Regions from separate parts of the Homo sapiens genome. Here region 2 is linked to region 1. Evidence: chromatin contacts called from ENCODE Hi-C or POLR2A ChIA-PET data. All regions are on one chromosome and are shown on one strand. Each heading gives the region's core, a stretch centred on a gene start or an enhancer-like site at or near the end of the contact. The rest is flanking DNA. Distances are from core to core; before and after follow the strand shown. Region 1 overlaps TMEM266 (transmembrane protein 266). Region 2 overlaps TMEM266 (transmembrane protein 266).

Evidence for each region. A loop is a pair of places that touch in the nucleus more often than their neighbours do. ChIA-PET counts read pairs that join two places held with the same protein, here RNA polymerase II (POLR2A). Pooled maps may share reads with other maps.
Region 2: a map of mammary epithelial cell shows a loop between it and region 1 (4-fold over the local background). The contact joins two enhancer-like sites. A Hi-C loop is called at or near these places in 3 of 168 maps with a recorded cell type or tissue (gastrocnemius medialis, mammary epithelial cell and psoas muscle), 10 of 37 single-sample maps with no recorded cell type and 15 of 50 pooled maps. POLR2A ChIA-PET finds 5 or more read pairs at or near these places in 3 of 52 experiments (AG04450, HEK293 and Panc1).

Annotation. Positions count from the first base shown.
Region 1 is chr15:76,146,555-76,153,011 of GRCh38, forward strand. All of the region lies in intron 3 of TMEM266 (transmembrane protein 266), which reads left to right. Among named protein-coding and RNA genes, the nearest start is that of TMEM266, 90 kb to the left of the region's middle. RefSeq lists a silencer at 3,527-3,790 and enhancers at 4,064-4,642, 4,266-4,355, 4,726-4,815, 5,111-5,741. Within about 2 kb of position 4,182, at least 11 of the 41 ENCODE cell types and tissues checked have a DNase peak (open chromatin) inside an H3K27ac peak, as active enhancers do; they include gastrocnemius medialis, where a contact is called at or near this core.
Region 2 is chr15:76,186,995-76,193,451 of GRCh38, forward strand. TMEM266 (transmembrane protein 266) reads left to right here. Exons shown (of 11, transcript NM_152335.5): 9 at 4,974-5,163. Among named protein-coding and RNA genes, the nearest start is that of ETFA, 120 kb to the right of the region's middle. RefSeq lists a silencer at 3,103-3,256 and an enhancer at 4,038-4,107. Within about 2 kb of position 3,902, at least 5 of the 41 ENCODE cell types and tissues checked have a DNase peak (open chromatin) inside an H3K27ac peak, as active enhancers do; they include gastrocnemius medialis, where a contact is called at or near this core.

The sequences.
Region 1 (6,457 bases), core at 2,932-5,431:
GAAAAAAACATAATGGGGGCACAGGGATATTTTTCGGGATTTCAGGTTAGAAAAATAAGACAGACCCAATATAGCAAACATCTCTAAATAAGGACTGAAATAATTTTAGATATGCCAGTGAGCAAAGACTGGGGACAAAGAAAAAGGAGGGGTAGGGACCTACTAAGCCATAGCCCAAAATACCCTTCTCTCTTCCTGTACTGTCTGGCTTGAGGGCCACAGCCTCCAGAAAGTCTTCTCTCCTCTAACCCCACCAGGCTAGGTCCTCAGCTCAGTGTATGCATAGCACCTTTCCTACCTCCATCACCACACCCAGGGGTGACAATGAGCTCTGCTCCTCTCTTTACAAGTCGGTCTCCAGTACCGGGCCAGGGGCTTCCTCACGGCAGGGATCAGATCACTTGAGCCTGGAACAGGGGTGTTGACTGATCAAGGAATGACTTGAATGAATGAATCAGTGAGTGAATGGGTGGGGCTGCATGCAAATAAGGATTAGAAGAGAAGGGGAAGCCCAGTTCTGTTTGGAGTGTTTGGAGGGAGTTGGGAGCTGGTCCCTAGATCTCTGTGGAGTCGAGGAAGAGCTGCACGGGAGGCCCCAGGCTTCTTATGCCTCAGAAGTTACTACTGTGGTTGTTGGCTGGCTCACCTCTGAGCATCCCTGCTAATTCCATGCTTTCTCCACAAAGTCACCCTAGAAGAAGGAAATCAGATTTGCCTCAGAACATGCCAACTTCACTTAGTAAGGTTTTAACGTCCTGGTAGAGGAAGGAAAAGCCTTTTGGGGTTCAGGGTTATGAGGCAGATTGATCCCTGCCATGGCCATGCAACTGCAGAGTCTGGAAATTCGGCATCATATGATTTAGGATGGCTTTGCATCCTTTTTTTCTCAGGGAGGAAAAGAAAGGAGCTTCGATAATCCACTTTCTTGATGCCAGTGAGATTTGTCTATAATAAAACACCACTCCTTTCTCTAGCAAGTCAGCTGTCCCTGGACCCCAAACTGACCCTGTGACCCCTCACTCCCTTGATATTTTTAGTAGGCTCCGGTTTCAAGGAGAATTCTTGATGCCCCAACAACGGAATAAAAGTTTAATTTAGACGAAAACATTTTTCCTGATGAGCACTGGTTAGCTGCCTTTCCTGTAGTCCTGGGGTCCAGGAACCCCAGAGAAGTTTCCTAAAGAAATCAATTAAGTCTGGTTGCAGTGGCTCACGCCTGTAATCCCAACACTTTGGGAGGCCAAGGCCTGCGGAACGCTTGAGGCCAGGAGTTGGAGACTAGCCTGGAGTGTGAGAACCCCTCTCTACAAAAATTTAAAAATTAGCCAGGCGTGGTGGTGCGCGCCAGTAGTCCCAGCTTCTCAGGATTGCACCAGTGCACTCCAGCCTGGGCAACAGAGTGAGACCCTGTATAAAAATAAATAAATTTAAAAAAGGAAAAAAGGCAATACATTCACAGATGTATTATTTCTCAGCAAAATATCCGTCCGTCCCCACCTGCTCACAAGGCGCAGGGTGTACAGCGGCGGGTGACCGCTAGATGGCGGCGGAGCGCCTCCGACCACCTGGGTCGGGGGTGTGTCGGGGATGTTTCCTGGAGAGAGGGGAGGAAAGTTTAAATGCGTGGCCACGTCCGGCAAGGAAAGTTAGGTGAATTTATGGTGCTGGGATGGAATGGGAGTCCCCAGTCATCTGCAGAAGCACCTGAATATTGACTTTGGCCAAATAGAAGGAGGGAGATCATGGCTGACCCAGGATTTGCCAAACCACAGCAAACCTGGAAAGAGCTGGTGGGTGGGGTGCCGATTTGTTCCCTCGTTCTCACCCGGTAGGAAGCTGACCGCCTCCAGGCCAGTCCTGTCCTCCAAGCACAGCACAAGGAGATTCTCAGACTTGGGGCCGGTTTCCAGAATTGAGGACTTCAGGGTGGCGGGGACTTTACAGGCACTTCATCCAACAGCACCTCATTCCCACCCCTAAGTCAACCTTGAACCCCTTGCCAAAGACTTGACAAGTGGCTCCTGAGCACAGCCCACCTACATGGCAGCCCTTCTGAGATGTGTGGTCAGTGTCCTTTGTCCCCCCAAGAAGGGACAGCCAATCCATGGTGTGTGTTGGCCACTGTGCCCTGGGTGGGGGTTGCCAAGTGTATGGCAGTTTGTCCACCCCTTCACCCCCCACCTGAGCTCTTGCCACCATACCCTACTGTTTCCCAGCGTTGACATTTCCGAGGATGCAAAAAATCTGAGATTCTGGGACAAGCAAATGTCAGACTTTGGTGACCCCAGCTGCACACAACCCTCCTCCCTCTCTTCCCGCAAGGCAGCAGGGCTAATCTTTAGCTCTGATTGCAGAACTGAAGCTGCCGGTATGGAAACTTCAATTTATTTAGTTATCCCAGAGCTCTGGGAGAGTCACCTTTCACCTCCATCCTGAGAGTTCTGGTTTCGTGGTGTGTGTTTATGAGCCCGCATCTCAGAGTCTGTGTGCTGCTGTGGCTTGCCCCCTGGAATTGGGTACAGGGAACAAAGGGGAAGCTTAACAGTGTTTTTCCTGTGGTTCTGGTTCTCTCTGGGTGAGAAAGAAGCCCCACTAACAATTGCAGATGTTTTGTAAAAGGGTGTCCCTGTAGGCATTGGGTTGATGGTTCTCACAGGTTGAGATTATGCATCTCTTTAGAGACATCATACACAGTGAGCCCATTTCTTTCCTGCCTTTTTCCTCCCCTTGTTTGTTTTGCCTTTTGAGTGGTCTAGAACTAGGAACACATTGGATCATCAGAGTTCATGGATAAGGCTGTAGGCTCCGTGAGGATGAAGGCTCTGACCACCCTCCTGGGCCCAGTACCCAATACAGTGCCTAGCATTTGGTGGTCATATGAGAACCATGCCTGGAATGGAATGAATGTTGAAACTGTTTATTCATCCCCCTTCTAATGACCGTGTATCTAAATCATCACCATAGATCATAGGATAAACACTGTGTTATGGGCTTGACATATGTTATTTTTAATATTTTTAAATTTCACAACAACCTGTCAAAGCAGATATCTCCATTTCAGGGATTAGGAAACTAAGGCTCAACGATTGCACTCAGAGTTCAGTCAGTGGTACAACTGTGATTTGGAGACAGTAGTTGCCAGCAACAGCCAAACAGATGGAAAAGTCTGGCTTTCCCCTCCATGACAACAGAGAAAAAAGGACTTGCCTTTTAAAGCAACTAGACGAGTTAACATTTGTAAAGTGCTCACAACAGCTCCTGGTGCACAATATGTATCTTAAGTGTTTGTTTAATCAATAAAACTAAAGTCCATGTCAATGACAGAAGTTACATTTCAGTCAGCCTCATGGCTTTCTCCAATATTTTAATCATCTGGAATAAATATAGTAAAGTGGGACCCAGGGGTTTTGCTGACCAACAAAACCATTGGCAAAGTCAGCTGTGACACCCAGGACACAGGTGTTCAGCATCATAGAACTGGCACGAGTGGAGCTAGGCGGGGCCCCAAATTACCCAATCCTGGGGCTTTAACCTGGAGCCTGGGTATCCTTAGATTATCCGTCAGTGAGATTCAAGGAGTCCGTGCACTCCCTGGAATGTTATGCACAGTGCTGTAGTTTTGTGCATTTGGGGGGTGTAAGGGCATAGCTTGTATCCACTGCTGGAGAGCTCTGCAGTCCAGAAAGCTTTTGAGCCCTTGTCTAGCAGAGCCTTCCTGAAGGCAGAGTGACAGCAGCTGGGGAAGCCCAGGGCCCCAGGCTTCGATCTGGCTCCTGCTACCAGGCAGCTTCCAGTCTCATTTTGATCACCTCCCTCAGCTCCTTCCTTGAGAACTTGAAGGATGAAAATCTCAAAGTAGGGCCGACAGGGTTAGCTAGTTTGGCTGCCTTCAGGGAGATGGGCTGATGCCGTGACTCTCCACTGCCTGTGAGCCCCTTTTAGGACACCTTGAGGGTCTCCACGGTCCCCCTGCTCTAGCCACTCCCCAGCTTGCACCTCAGGAGATTCAGTGCAGTCACTCCCCTCTCTGCCACCACGTGTCCTCCCAGCCACAGACAGCCTGGCAGCCACTGCAGACCAATTGCATAGTGGATTGTGGGGTGGGAGAGGCCAGGCCCCACAGAAGCAAGCACAGCCCTCCCCATCCTGGCGCCACACGGCTCTACTTCCCCTTCCAGATTGGGGCTGTTTCAGTGCCAGGCTTGGGAACGCTGCCTGACAGAGCAGTGGCTTGAGCCAGCTCCTTCCAGGTCACCCCTGTGGCTTTATCGCATATAAAGCCTCTGCCGGAAGTTTGTCAGTTCATTTTCATATTCTAGAATTTATTCTTTGAATTTTTTATGCAAACACCTAAGACTATGAAGCAGAAGCAGTGAAGGTACTCAGCCTCCCCTCCCACCCCAGGATTTCTCTGAGGCCTCAAGAGTGACTACCTTATGGTAGAATACTCGCCCACCTGCCAGGACATGCCATCTGCTTGTTGGTATTTGCAGACTCTGGCAGCCCAAGCCGGGCCCCTGGAGCTGTACCCTCCCTACAGCAGCACCAAGACAGGACATTGGGAAACGCCTGCCCTCTCGTGGCAATTCTGGGGATAACACCACCCTGAGAACCAGCCCTGGGGCCTTGATGGGCCGACGCTGAAGACAGAAGGAAAGCACCTTCTCTAATTAAACAGTCAACGCTGATTTCCCCTTTGGCCCACTAAGCCCCTTGAGTCATTACTGAACCACTCAGGAATCTTTTGAAACTGGTCACATTCTATTTCACTGCTAAAACACAGTCTTCTAGGAATGTCCGAGTCATCTGAATTTCAGATGAAATTTTATTGGCAGCTTGGGATTTTCAAACACTGGTCAACCAAAAGCCTGCGGCTTCAGCCCAGCCTCCCAGCCCCCAACCCACCCTCCAGGGCCCTGTTCTGGAGCCCTGGGGTCTGTGGTCTTGCAGTCTAGTGCAGCCCTGCCCTGTGTTTCTGCTCTTCAGGAAGGAGCCCAGAACCTACCTGAACACTCTTGCCCCACCCCACACACATAGCCTGCCTGCACTATTTCCTTGATGCTCCAGGGCTGCTTGACCCTGGCTTGCCTTCTTTGTCTCATCTCTCCTACTCCCAAACTCCCTTTGCCATACCCCCTTTACCTTTCTGAGATACCTGTTACCTCTTAGTAGGCCGCCAGAAGCATTTGTTCTCACCCAAAGCACCTGGGATCTCATTGAAATGCAGACTCAAATTCAGCAAGCACGGGGAAGGGCTGAGACGCCGCATTCCTAACAAGCGCCAGGTGATGCTGCTGCTGCTGCTCTGTAGATTCCACTGAGTATCGAGGACCTGGAACAGCGGTTTTCCATCCACCTTGATTGCACACTGGAGTCATCTGAGGAGGCCTGGGTCCTCCCGCAGAGGTTGTTGTTCAGGAGGTCTGGTGTGCAGCCTGGGCATTGGAGTTCTTAAGAGCTCTGTTGGGTGCTCTAGTGTGCAGCTGGGCTGAGATCCACTGACCTGGAGGCAGATCCCACCCCCAGTCTCCATGGCTCCCTGCTCCAAGGCAGCCAGGCCTCACCAGCCACTGTATCCCCTGGGTACCATCTTTTCCTTGACAGTGGTCTTCTGTCCTTCCACTTCCGTCGAGTCACCCCCATGTGCCTTGCCCTGGGGTTACCAAGAGGAGGGGGTGCACAGAGCAAGATGCAAGTGGTACCCCCAACAAGGAGACCTGCACGAACTCACTCCCAGACTGGCACAGTGGAGGGGTGGGTCGCTGAGGGCAGAGTGTGGGCAGGGGACAACTGAGCTGGCGTGAGAATGAAAGGACAGGCCCAGAGCAGCGTGGCACAGGCCTGATTGTGCAGCTGCCTCGGGTTTCTTGGGTGCTGTGTGTTGGCTGTGCCAAGGGCTGTGGCTGCACCAGCAGCATCTGCCCTAGCTGGTGGTGGGTGGTGAGCTATACCCCCTGCTGAAGGGGGAAGCCCTATCCTCCTCCCGGTCCAGCTCCTGGCTCCCATCACCCTGGTGTTTCTCATACTGGAGGTACTTCGGGGCTGAATAGAATTTTACCAGAAACAGTCCCTATTTAGTGTACATTTCAACCATGCCTGGATCGCTGTCCCCTCACCCCCATCAGCTTTCTCACATGTCGCTTTCTCACTGAGGCCTGCTCTGACCACCATATTTAAAATGTCAACTCATCCTTTACCCGTCCTAATCCCTCCACCAGCTCTGCGTGTCTTCCTTGTAGTACCCATCACACCAGCACCTGTTGTATTGATTGCCTGACCCTCTCTCCCACTAGAGTGTAACCTGCCCAAGAGCAGGGATTTTCGCCTCTCTTGATCACGCTGCCTACCTTAGCTGATGGTGGGGGCGGCGTTCATTTGACTTCAAGGCCGTCATCCCCTGCCTGGCATTCGAATCCTGCCATCTGCCCAGTCCTCTACCTGGCTCTTCCCTGAGGCT
Region 2 (6,457 bases), core at 2,652-5,151, 40 kb after region 1:
TCGGAGGCGACTTGTTCCCTGCAATGCAGCTGACAGCCCGCCTTGTTGGGGCTATCCAGGTTTTACCTGCAAGCTGAGAAAGGCATTTTCATTCCAAAACCTGTAACAGAAGGTTAACATTGCCCCACCATGGTTTACTTGACTTCCTACTGAATGAATGAATGAATGTGAGAACTGCCACACACTTGGAGTTCATCTCTTTAGCTGAAACTTGCTTCTGTGTATGTGCCTACGTCTGCACATGTGGGCCTGGGGCTGGGCAAGCCCTGACCTCTGGCTGTCTTGGCCTGAATTCCAGCGGGACATTCTTGGGCAGCTCCATATCAATTACAAGCCATCAATAATGCATCCCTTCAGAGCAGCCAGGAAGCCATTAGCTGGCCTGCAGGCCTCGATGAGTGGCCTTGGAGAAAGTGGGCTGGGTGTGCCCATGGGAGGTTCAGATCAGCAGGGCAGGAGGGGCTCCCCCAGCAGAGCTTGGGAGGGTTGCCTTATGGGCCTTCAGTCGCCTCTGAGACCTTGCTGCCAGAGGGTTGGCTTGCACCCTGTCATCCTGCACAAAAAGGCTGCCCTATAATGAGCTAGCCTCGCTTTCTCACTCTGTGAGCCCTCCAGCCACCTTTGAGTGTTTTAAGTGCTGGGTTGTTGAGGTTCAGTGTCTGAGCCCAGTGTGAGCCCAAAGTTAGGGCTGAGTCTGTGACCAGCATCGGGCTCAGTGTGTGATCAGGGTCAGGGCTCATTGCATAGCCAGCATGAGGCCTCAGTCTTTGTCTTAACTTTGGGACAGGGGTGCAGCTCAATTGGTGGTTGGATTTAGGGCCCAGTCTGAAGCCAGGGAGTTGAACAGGCTAACTGGTTTCCTGCATTGATTTGTTCATGTATTCAGCAACGTTTATTGAGTGCTTCTTGCATACCAGGCAACACAACAGATAAGACCCCTGTTGGTTCGCAGATGATATTCTCCTGGGGGTGGAGGGTGGCAGGGGTGTGCTGGAGCTCTCACTTGCTCACGAGAACCCATTGTGCACATTTCCCCCAGGGCGTCTTGTTGGTAGCTTGAAATCAGCCATGCTAGGAGTATGCCTTCCCCCCCCACCCCGCCCCACTGGAACACCACTAGGGGCTGAACAAGAGGTAACTGATAATCCTTTAAAAATGGTGGTTTGTTTTCACGCTGCTAATAAAGACATACCCAAGACTGGGTAATTTATAAAGGAAAGAGGTTTAATTGAGTCACAGTTCTGCATAGCTGGGGAGGCCTCAGGAAACTCACAATCATGGCAGAAGGGGAAGCAAACACGTCCTTCTTCACATGGCAGCAGCAAGGAGAAGTGTCAAGCAAAAGGGGGAAAAGCCCCTTATAAAGCCATCAGATTGAGGCAGGCAGATCATGAGGTCAGGAGTTCGAGACCAGCCTGGCCAACACGGTGAAACCCTGTCTCTACTAAAAATACAAAAATTAGCTGGGCGTGGTGGCACATGCCTGTAGTCCCAGCTACTTGGGAGGCTGAGGCAGGAGAATCACTTGAACCCACGAGACAGAGGTTTCAGTGAGCCGAGATGATGCCATTTACTCCAGCCCGGGTGACGGAGCAAGACTCTGTCTGAAAAACAAACGAACAAACAAAAACTAAACCATCAGATCTTGTGAGAATTCACTCACTATCATGAGAAAGCATGGGAGTAACCACCCCCAAGATTCAATCACCTCCCACTGGGTCCCTCCCACGACAAATGGGGATTATGGGAACTACAATTCGAGATGAGATTTGGGTGGGGACACAGCCAAACCATATCAAGCATGATCACAAATATTTATCTGATTTCCTTCCCCAAACCCCAATGGAATGATAGTAAAGAACAAAATCATAAATGCATAAGAATTAAGAAACTATCTCTTGGACAAGTACAGTGGCTCACACCTGTAATCCTAGCACTTTGGGAGGCTGAGGAAGGTGGAGGATTGCTTGAGTCCAGAAGTTTGAGACCAGTCTGGGCAACATGGCAAGACCCTACAAAATATATCTTGTCCCTACAAAATATAAGAATAAAAAAATTAGCCGGGCATGTGCCTGTCGTCCCAGTTACTCAGGAGGCTGAGGTGGGAGGATCACTTGAACCCATGAGTACAAGGCTGCAGTGAGCTATGATCATGCCACTGCACTTTAGTGTGGCAGACAGAGTAAAACCTTGTCTCAGAAAAGAAAGAAAGAAAAAGACAGAGAAAGAGAAAGGAGAGAGGGAGGAAGGGAAGGAGGGAAGTAAGGAAGGGAGGAAGGGAGGAAGGAAGGGTAGGTCTCTGTCCATCGTGACAATCTTGTCTCAAAAAAAGAAAGAGGGAGCAGAGAAAGAAGGAGGGGAGGGAGGGAGGAAGGAAGGAAGGAAGGAAAGAAGGAGGGAAGGAAGGAAGGCCTCTTTAAGTCTTGTCCATCAGGACAAAGAGGAAAGAGGTTTTAGTGAATTGCGGGGAAATGAAGACTAGACAAGAAAGTGGCAACTGATTGAACAGAGTGGGGCATGTGTCACTAAAGTGCTCACAGAGGAGGACAGTGAGGGAAATGGGGTACTTTTCCCCTCGGAACCCCTGAGAGTCTGGGAGGAAGGGGGTGTAGTGTGAAGCTGACACTGGGTGGGGGTGGCTAAAGGTCTGCATGCATAATATTTGAGATCCCAAGACACCCTCCCAAATCCTGCATGGCCAGGAGACTGAGCTCCCCCACCCTGCAAGAGTCAAGGGGTTTGTCCTTGGGAGAAAATGAACCAGGGGGCTCTGCATGTGGGCACTGGGTTAGGCAGGGACCTGGGGAAAGGTGGAGGGCTGAAAATGAGGATTAAATGAAAATCTTTCCCCCTAAAAGTGGGACCCTCTGCCCTATTCCCCTGCCCTACTCCCAGCACAGAGGCAACCAAAATTATAGCCTCAGGCAGGAAGCTGAAAACCTGCAGTCCCAGAGACCGAACCTATAGACACTGACATTGGGAGGCTGTCCAGTGCCAGGTTGCTGCCTGGCCACCCTGTTGTTGGTGAATGCTTTTAGTTGTATGTGTTTTACGTTCATAAAAGTAAAATCAACAAAATATTAAAATAAATACACAATAATATCAGAAGGTGATAAGTTCAATGCAGAGAATTCAGATAGGCTGATGCAACTGAGTGCCTGGGGGGCTGCCCTAGGTGGTGGGTCAGGGAAGGCCCCTCTGAGGGGGGCCACCGTGTGATCTGGGACAGAGGAAGCAGCTGAGAACGCGGCCCTGAGACCAGCGCATGCTTGGTATCTTTACAGAACCAGAAGAAGGATTGCGTCTTGGGGTCAGGTCACGGGAGAGAGGATGAGACAAGTTGGTCAGGTGGGCAGGGCCAGATGGTGCACGTGCTTTGTAAGCCAAAGCTAAGGAGCTCGGGCTGTCTCCCAGGTGGGGTGGCGAACCATCGAGGTTTATGGACAGGAGTGTCATGATCTGACCTGGGTGTGGGAGAGTCCCCCTGAGTCCTGTTGGAGTGATGGCAGAGGGACACAGAAGCCACGGCTGTAGGGGCCAGAGCTGGCAGTGGAGGTGGAGGGAGGCGGGACAGCTGCTGGACTTGGGGGATGGATGGGATGTTGGGGTGGGGGAAAGGGAGGAAGCAAGGAAGGTGATTGCATTTTTGGCTCCAGCTAAAATGAGATAAAAACACTTGAGGAACAGGTTTGGAGAGACAGTGAGGAGTCCTGCTTTGACCAGATTGATTTTGCAACTCCTGTGAAAGTGATACTGTCGTGGAGGCATTGGCGATGAGAGTCTGACACCCCAGTTTGAGGGGTCAGGGCTGGCGAGGTGCATTTGCGCGGCATTGGTAAGTAGGTGACCTCTTAGGCAGGGCGCCCGGGCGTGGTATTTCTCTGTCCGCCCTCCCGACTCGCTCCGTTTAGAAGCGGTGCGAGGCGTGCGGGGAACACTAGGTGGCGGTGAAGGCTCTCCTTCCCGCGAGCCCGCGGCCGGGACCTGCAGTGTCAGACCTAAACTCCTCGTTGGCCCAGATGTCCCATGAAGGCCTTGGCGCGTGAACAGCCATCTCACCCACAAACCCAAGAGGTATCTGGAAGCCTTTCCAAGAAGCTTTCCCCAACAGAAAGTAAAACAAAATTAAAATGTGTGCAGCTTTTACAAGGCCAGGTTGCTGCCTGGCCACCCTATTGTTCATGAATGCTTTCAGCTGTGAGTGTGCTTTACCTTCGTAAAAGTAAAATCAACAAAACATTAAATACACAATAATATCAGAAGGTGATAAGTGCAATGCAGGAAATTCAAATAGGCTGCCACGCCATCTGGGAGAAAGCCCTTAAGAGGAAGCAACCCAAGTCCTCAAAGAGGTGAAAACCCCATTTTACAGAAAAGGAAACTTAGGCTGGAGAGGTGACGGGACTTGCTCAAGGCCACAGGGCCAGGAAGCCACACGGCTTGGACTGAATCGGTCTGGTCCTGGGTGCCTCCTCGTGGAGAAAACGAGCCAGTGTTCAGACCAGCGGGCAGTGACGCCAGGATGGGGTCCCCCAGGCTGGGACGGGGGCCCTGGGTGTCCTGAGGTTTCCTGTTCTGAAAGAGGCTTTCATGTTGTCGAGCACCCCTTGGGGTCACACATCTGGGCGAAGAGCTAGAACTGAATTTGCACCCAGGGCTCCTGACTCCCCGTCCAGTGGCCTTTCCACAAAGGAAACACGTTGTGTTTCCTCTCCCGGGCATCCGTGAGATGGGGGCCAGACTGCAAGGCACCTGAGACGCAGGATCGCACAGGTTGGAAAAGGCTCCGCAACCGTAAGAAGCTCTTGCGAACCGCGATGCTGGGAGATTCCTAAGGAATCATCCAGCTGCGGGAGGCTCAGCCCAGTCCTCCCCACCCCGCCCCCATGCAGGAGCAAAGCGCCCAGAGGTCAGGCTGGAGGCCCCCGCCGGCCCCTCGCCGCTGATTCAGCCTTGCCCGTCTCCCTCCGCAGTTTGAGATCCGGCAGCTGCGCGCGCACCTGGCGCAGCAGGACCTGGACCTGGCTGCCGAGCGCGAAGCGGCGCTCCAGGCCCCGCACGTGCTCAGCCAGCCGCGCAGCCGCTTCAAAGTGTTGGAGGCCGGCACGTGGGACGAGGAGACGGCGGCCGAGAGCGTCGTGGAGGAGCTGCAGCCCTCGCAAGGTAAGCCCGGGTCTCCACCCGGCCCCAGAGTGTCACGGCCGGGGATCCCCCTCGCCTCCCTCTCGCGCCCCGGGACTGTGCGCAGAGTGGATGGGGTTCCTTTCAGGTGTGTGCCCCTCCTTCACTCGTGATTGGGGGACACGCTCAGATCAGTAGCCTCGGTACTGCCTGTCAGAGCCCAGGAGAGAGCATGTAGTCCAGCCACCGACCCAAACTAGAAATGACTCGTCCCCATTTCATGCCTGTGGCCACTGGCGTGCGTTGTGTGTGGTGTCTTCCCTGTCCTCGCGGTAGCCGGAGGAGGAGGTGTGACTTTTCTGTTGTATGGCTGAAGAAACCGAGACCCAGGAAAGCCGTCCAAAGGCGCATCGCTAATAAGTGGCAGAGCCAGGCTTCCAGACAGAGGTCTGGGGCTTCCTACTGGACTACCACCTACTGGGGCCCAAACAAGTCCAGGCCCGGGGCCACAGTAGCCCAGAGCTTGAGCCTTGCAGACGGTGAGAATTCACGAGACGGTGATGTTGGTGGAGATGGGAACACGAGCGATAGCCCAGGGTAGGGTCCTGTATGGAAGGGAGTTATTTCGAGATTCAAATCCCAACTCTTCTGTCAGCCAGTTATGTGATGGGACTCTCTTGGGGCCTTAGTTTTGCCAGCTGTCAAGTAGGAGCAGTACTGAGGCTTCCTCACAGGGCTGCTGCGAGGCTCAGAGGTTTCGGGAATTGCACGGGGCCACCCAAGCCAGGAAATGGTGGTACTGGGCTGGGAACTCGGGCTGTGGGACCCAAAACCCCAGCTTCATCCAGGAGCCACTCTGCCTTGGCATGCCGTGTCCCCTGCAGGGCAGTGAGGACGCAGCCGGGCAGGCTGAGCAGCTGGGGAGGCAAGAGGCCTGAGCTCCAGCCTCTGCCACTCCTCAGCTCCATGACTGGAGGCTTCAGTGTTCCCTTCTGTAAAATGGACTCTTAACTCCAGCTCTGTCTGCCTCACAGGACTTACGAGGAACCGATGGGTGTGAGAAAGCTCTGAGGGCTGTAAGGCACTGCAACACTGCAAACAGCTTTTGGGAAACGAATGGTTGCTTTTTTTTTGGAGACAGGGTCTCACTCCTGGAGTGCAGTGGTATCATAATAGTTCACTGCCACCTCAGACTCCTGGGCTCAAGTGATCCTCCCACCTCAGCCTCCTGAGTAGCTGGGATCATAGGTGTACACCATCTCACCCAATTAATGTTTTTATTTTTGTAGAGGTGGGGTCTTGCTATGTTGCCCAGGCTGGTCTCAAAGTCTTGGCC